Regions from separate parts of the Mus musculus genome. Here region 1 is linked to region 2. A link is a loop called in an ENCODE intact Hi-C map of the cell type or tissue named here. Cell type or tissue: heart. All regions are shown on one strand. Each heading gives the region's core, and the rest is flanking DNA. Links, peaks and the distances in the headings are about the cores only.

Evidence for each region. Peaks named below come from ENCODE experiments on the same cell type or tissue, not always from the same donor. Only the 100,000 strongest peaks of a DNase experiment are listed, where the experiment ranks them.
Region 1: it touches region 2 in a loop (2.7-fold over the local background); 3 of 42 quality-filtered maps call a loop at or near these places.

The regions. Positions count from the first base shown.
Region 1 is chr2:67,564,134-67,567,041 of GRCm38, forward strand. B3galt1 (UDP-Gal:betaGlcNAc beta 1,3-galactosyltransferase, polypeptide 1) reads left to right here and starts at 1,556. Exons shown (of 6, transcript NM_001379327.1): 1 at 1,556-1,901. In heart, for the core only: a CTCF peak has its summit at 1,102; a DNase peak (open chromatin) is centred at 1,518; H3K4me3 peaks cover 1,822 bases; H3K27ac peaks cover 1,215 bases.
Region 2 is chr2:67,627,346-67,630,253 of GRCm38, forward strand. The region is part of intron 1 of B3galt1 (UDP-Gal:betaGlcNAc beta 1,3-galactosyltransferase, polypeptide 1); the gene reads left to right. Among named protein-coding and RNA genes, the nearest start is that of Mir7224, 47 kb to the right of the region's middle. RefSeq lists an enhancer at 1-1,695. In heart, for the core only: no CTCF peak of the experiment used is centred there; a DNase peak (open chromatin) is centred at 1,196; H3K27ac peaks cover 1,648 bases.

The DNA.
Region 1 (2,908 bases), core at 123-2,622, 63 kb before region 2:
GGGTCAACTGGCTGAAGAGGAGGAAGGCACAGAAAACAGCAAAGGTCTGAATATTCTCTATACTGAAAACGTGGTAATAGTAGGCAAGTCTGTTGCGTAGTGAGCATCTTCTTTTTCTAAATGGTAACAAGTCCAAGAAGTTTGTGCATGGCTTGTTCTGGAAATCAAATAATAATTCTCACTCTGTCTGTCTGTCTGTCTGTCTGTCTGTCTGTCTCTCTCTCTCTCTCTCTCTCTCTCTCTCTCCCTCTTTCTTCTCTCTTATTTTTCTCCCTTCCCTCCCTCTCTCCCTCCCTCTCTTCCTTTCTAAAAAGGTAAATGAAGAAAAGAGTGGTGTTGATTGCAAAAACAATCGAGCCCCTTAATAACTAGCAACATGAATAACAGCATAGAAATAAAAAGAAAGGATCATACCGAGTAACAAAGTCATTTTTATCAGAAAATGATGTAGCTATGATTTTTTTCTTTTAAAAACACTCACAAAAAGCATTGTGAGGTGACTTTTACTGTCTCCATTGGAGAACAAGGGTCATTTGGAGACTGTCCCTTTCTTCTACAAGCCTTTGTGTAAACAGTTTTAATTTTGTTTTCCTTGTTTCTAGAAATTAAGTGCGGAAGCTTTTAAGTAGTCCTCTGGGCTGTTTTGATGGCGATTTTGGCATAACTGCACTGGAAAATTAAAATACTCTACAAGGAAAGATTATTAGTGTTTGAGGGAAAGATTAGGACAGGCAAGAAAGGTTTCTGTTTCCGTTTCCTATCAAACATTGTCACTTAATGTTCAGTCACATTCGCACACGAACTCTTAAAGCAAAACCTCTTGGATCAGTTAGGCTTGATGCTCTCCATATGAGTAAATAAAACCAACGTGCAAGGGCTAGGTAATTAACTAGCCTGCTCACACAGTCACTGTTTGGTTTCCTTTGGTTTTGTTTGGTTATTTTCCCGTAGTGGTTGTTCTGCGGGGTTGACGTTTCTATGGAGAGCAAACATGAAAGGTCCACTCTGCAAGGAACTTTGAAAAACGTTCCTCAATGTATCTCCTTCCTTGGACATCTCCAGGCTGATCACTAGTGGAGGTACCACTTTTCAGCTGCCAAACCTAGAAGGACGGGGGCGCTGTCTGGTGACTTTGCTTGCTTCCTTCAAGGCGGCGACCACCTCCAGGGATTCGCTCTCCAGTAGCGCCGCTTCTACTCGGGTCCCAAGACCTCTGCATAGTGATGCCAGGACACTGAACCTCCGTGCCAAGGCTCTGGGGACAGTTACCCGGGAGTGTCGGGTCATGCCAAGATGCTCTTCGAGGGTAGACAAAAAGCGCCCGGGGTCCACATTTGTGGGCCGGGCTTCTTCCCTGTGTCTTGGGCTTGGGCTTCGGGGCCCAAGTCCCCCACCCGTCGCCCCAGCCCTGCCTCCCCCTCCATCCCACACCCCAGCAGCATCCTCTCCCGGAAACAAGCCTGCTGAGCAAAGGCGGAGGCAAACCTTGGGCCTTCCGCTCTGATTGGTCTCCCCCCGCCGCGCGGGGCGAGGCGGCGATTGGCTGCCGGGCGTTGTCAGTCGCCGAGGCCAGAACCGTCGCCGGGGAAGCGCAACCCGGCTCCGGTGCTCCGGCTGCCGCCGCGGCTGCTCGGCTGGTGCAGCTGAGCGAGCCCGCGCGGGCGCCGCTGCCGCCTCCGCCGCCGTCCACCGCGCGCTGCCAGCACCGCGGGGCTTGCAGGAGGCCGCCGGGAGGGGCGGGCGCGCGAGCTGAGCACGAGGAGGCGGAGGCGGGGGAGAAGTGATGCTGGCGCCAGGGATCCGGGCAGCGGCAGCGGAGAATAAGCATCTTCGGGACCCCGGCTGCAGCGTCCCTGTGGCCCGCGGGCCAGCAGAACGGCCAGAGACGGCGCGTCCCGCGGGTAAGGTGCGGCTCTCCAGACCGCCTTGTAATCTTGGGGTGCTTACAAGCTCCTAGTGGCCGGAGCATCCGGACAAGGATGTTTGGGACCTAGACAGCGAGTTCTGCTGCCTGGCCAGGCTGATGCTCGCGCCGGTGCGGCTTCAGCTCCTGCCTTCTGGCTTAGGCAGTGACAGACTTTGACAGCGCGTGGATGGCATTGTGTGTGAGAGAGTGTGGGTATGAGTGTGCGCGCGCACACGCACGAGGTTTGGGGCACTTTGAAAGGAGAGGAGTAGGTCCCCTTTATGTAGACTGATGTCCTTCAAGGATCCGGGCTGGAATGAACAGGATGTTTTGAGCGCGCTGGGACGGAGAACTCGGTGCATTGAAAAGTCTCCTCTGGCATAGAAGGAGCCGGGCAAATTGAACTTTATTGCCTTAATGAAAAGGAGCCCTTGGGTCTAGCGCGCTGGGGGAGAAGCGCATTCACCGAGGCTCCCCAAAGTCTCACTTTACGCCAGGGACTTTGGAGCAGAAAGTAATGGTTGATCAGCCTTGCTGAAGCAAAGAGAAGTTGATAAGGGGCGAGGGCCAGAGGCTAGGCTTGGGGACTGGCCACTTATAGGTGGCAGAAACCCCGCGTGGGAGGCTCAGTTCACTTTTCAGGAGCGCAGATTTGGGGTGAAATGAATTCCACTCCAGAGGACTACGCCTTTGAGCTAAGGTGGTCGCAACTGGACAAATGGGCAGAGGTGGAGTGGTGCTAGTGCGGACATTGGAGGAATGTCCTGGAGCAGGCACTTCCTCCCTCGCAGCCCTGACAGGTGTGTCATCGTGTTTGGGACTGGTGTGTCCTGGGACAGATACTGGGAGAGCGGCTGCGCAGTCAGAAACTTCAAGCCTGCTGGGGTCTGGGCTACCAGACTTGGAACACGTTAATTCAAAGGGAACCAGGTTTTTATATCCAGCTTCTTCCAGGACATATGCTGATTTTTGTTTTTGTTCTTTTTGTTTTTCTTACATGTT
Region 2 (2,908 bases), core at 209-2,708:
GTTCACTTAGTCTCAAGCATTAAGTTCTGGAAAAACCCATTTGGTGCAATTGATTACAGCAGCACTTCAACATATGGTCCCCAGACCTACAGCATCAGTGTCATCTTCAAACATAGAAACTCAGTTCCTGAGCCTCACTCCAATCTACTGAATCAAAAACTAGATGAAAGCAGGAATCAACTCCCATCACGATTTTCAGAGGATTCTGCAGAGCAGAACTGCCGCTCTGAATAATTGAAGACATCGCTGATGTCAGGGAATGGGACCAGTTGTCCAGCCAGAAAGCAAGAAGCTTCTCAAATGAATCATCTTCCCTTAATGATACAGATAAAAGTTCTTCTGAAGGAAATGGCAAAAGCAAACAATGCACAATTGTTTGAGAACAAGAGATAAACAGAGCTGAGGGTGCAGTCTGGCACTTGCGTTAAGGCAGGTCTACCCAGGGGAACTTGCCATCCATGAACAAGACCCCAAAGGGGAAATGGAAGTGAAAACCCACAGCCTTCTTTATCAGAGAATCTCACTGCTTGGCATGCCTGCTGACTGTTCACCTACCTCCTTCCTCTCAACGTGCTGACAGCCCTCACCAAGCAACATTTATTCCTGCATGCTCATTGGCCTCCGGTTTCTCTTTTCATTTTAAAACCTTCTTTGTCCCAAATCAAAGTTTTGGAATCTAAGAAAGTTACTGGAGCAGATTTTTTAAAAAAATACTTATTCCACAGTTCAAAGAACTGTAGTGTTTTATAAATCCTCTGAAGGGAGGAAGCTATTGTTTGTTTGTTTGTCTGTTTTTTTTTCTATTTTTGACACTGAAAAAAATCCTTGGAAACTGTTGTGTGTAATTTAAAAATCATGCTTACTCCTTTACTGAAAGCTATGCCGCACCCCAGCTTAGCTCCAAAATTATGCTCCCGCCAGCCCCAGCAAAGCCTCCTGGCTAGCTTTGCCATCCCTCCATCAACCACCCTGCCTTCTTTCTTTCTCCCGTCCACCTTAGCTCCATGGAAGAAAAACATTAGACAGCTTTATAAATTTAGAACTTGCCAGATAACACAAATGTTGGGTGAAGAATTTCCTGCTCTAACCTTATCAGCTGGTCTATTTCTGGCATCCTCTGGATGCAGAGGCTGCCATTTCTGGCAGTTCCTGGCAGTACCTCCTATTCCAATGCCTGTCTGAAACCGCTCTCCTTCCCTGTGTCCCTCCTCTTCCTCCTGGAAGTCCCCTTTTTTTCCCTTCGCCCAGCAACTGGCTTCCACCTTCTTTAGTGACCAAACCAATTAGGGAACCAAATTTTAGTATCAGCTCCTCCCCCTACAGGAAACTGCATGTCTGAGGAAGATGCATAAAACCTGAATAGGATATAAGTACATTAGGTCTAGGCGCACTCCCCGTTGCCCTGTGCTTCCTGCATCCACATTTATATTGCTTTGTTCTTTCCTCACATTTACTTCTTGGCCCTCTTCAATGTCATCACTGTCCTCACGTCATCATGTGCCATTGATTCTGTCCCTTTCTAACCTTCTGTCCATACTAAGAGAATTTCCTGGGTCTCAAGCACGGATTCCTTTTCGTTCATTATTTCACTGGCTTACACACATGTTCAATTCTTAAGTCTTTGGATGTATGTAATCACTAGTCTTTTGTGTGCATTGCTCTGTCTCTTCCTACTGTGATCCTCCCCTTTCCGATTAGTTTTTCTTGGCTGCCTTTTGATCTCACTTTTCTGAGAACTTTCTATTTCTCTCTTTTTATTTCTCACTTTTTAGATTTTTTTCTGCCACTTTTTTTCAAGAAAGTACTTAATGCTCTGAGCAAAATGTCCTCTGTGTGTGGATGTCTCAATGGACAGTTCTTATAGCAAGATGATAAAGCCCCAAAGATGGCATCATTCTCCATTACTTCTGCCTCTAAAATATATCACATTATTAGGTCCTCCTATTCATCTCACTTTCATCCATCCTTTTCTTCCACAGAGATTTATTTCAGTCTTCCTTACACACCTACACCTAAATTCACAGTTGGACAGCAACTGTACTTTCCATGAGCATCACTGTTGATATGATCTCATCTATTTATACTTGTTATATTATTTCTCCAGATTGCAAAACATATATACTTTTACATTAGTTGTAATGGAAAATATAAAGAAATTTTCCTATAACCCATTATAATTCTGTGTATATTAAGTATTGGTTCAATACGTGACCTAAAAGTTCCTATGCTGAGTAATAATAGTTCATTAGTAACCGATTTTGTTTGGATTTTAAAAATCAAAAATATAACAGCAACAAAATTATATGCTGCAGAAATCTGCACTTTTGATGGGCAAGATCCTATACCTGGTTTATGATATTAGTGAATGAATGACAGCTTTGGTAACCATTTGGGATTACTTATGAGAGACATGTCCAGAATGACATAATCACCTAGCTTATGACAGAATGACAGAATGACAGAATGAACTAGAACCTAAGAAGGAAGTAGAGACTTGAATTTAGCATCTCTATGCACTGCTTTTTATAAATCATGAAGTAAGTCTCAAAAACACGCATGGAATGGGAGGAGTTCAGAAGTAATTATGTACGTTCTTCCCTGTCAAGATAATTATCTTGAAAACTTGCTCAAAAACCAATGTTGGGTAGCTTCATTTGTTGTCAGTGATTTGTGAAGAACTTATTCCACTGTGATGATGTTGGAGCTATTGGCTCTCCCATGTATTTCTAGTTGTTCTAGCCATTGCAGCCATAATGATCTTTTCCTTATTCTACCCTACCTTACAAGGTTTCAAGCAGGAAATAGACATCACATCACTTTCCCAAGGGAGCTCTTACTTATATCAGAAATATAAATATATAATATCTAGAGATATTATATAAATATAAATAACCAAAAATATATTAAC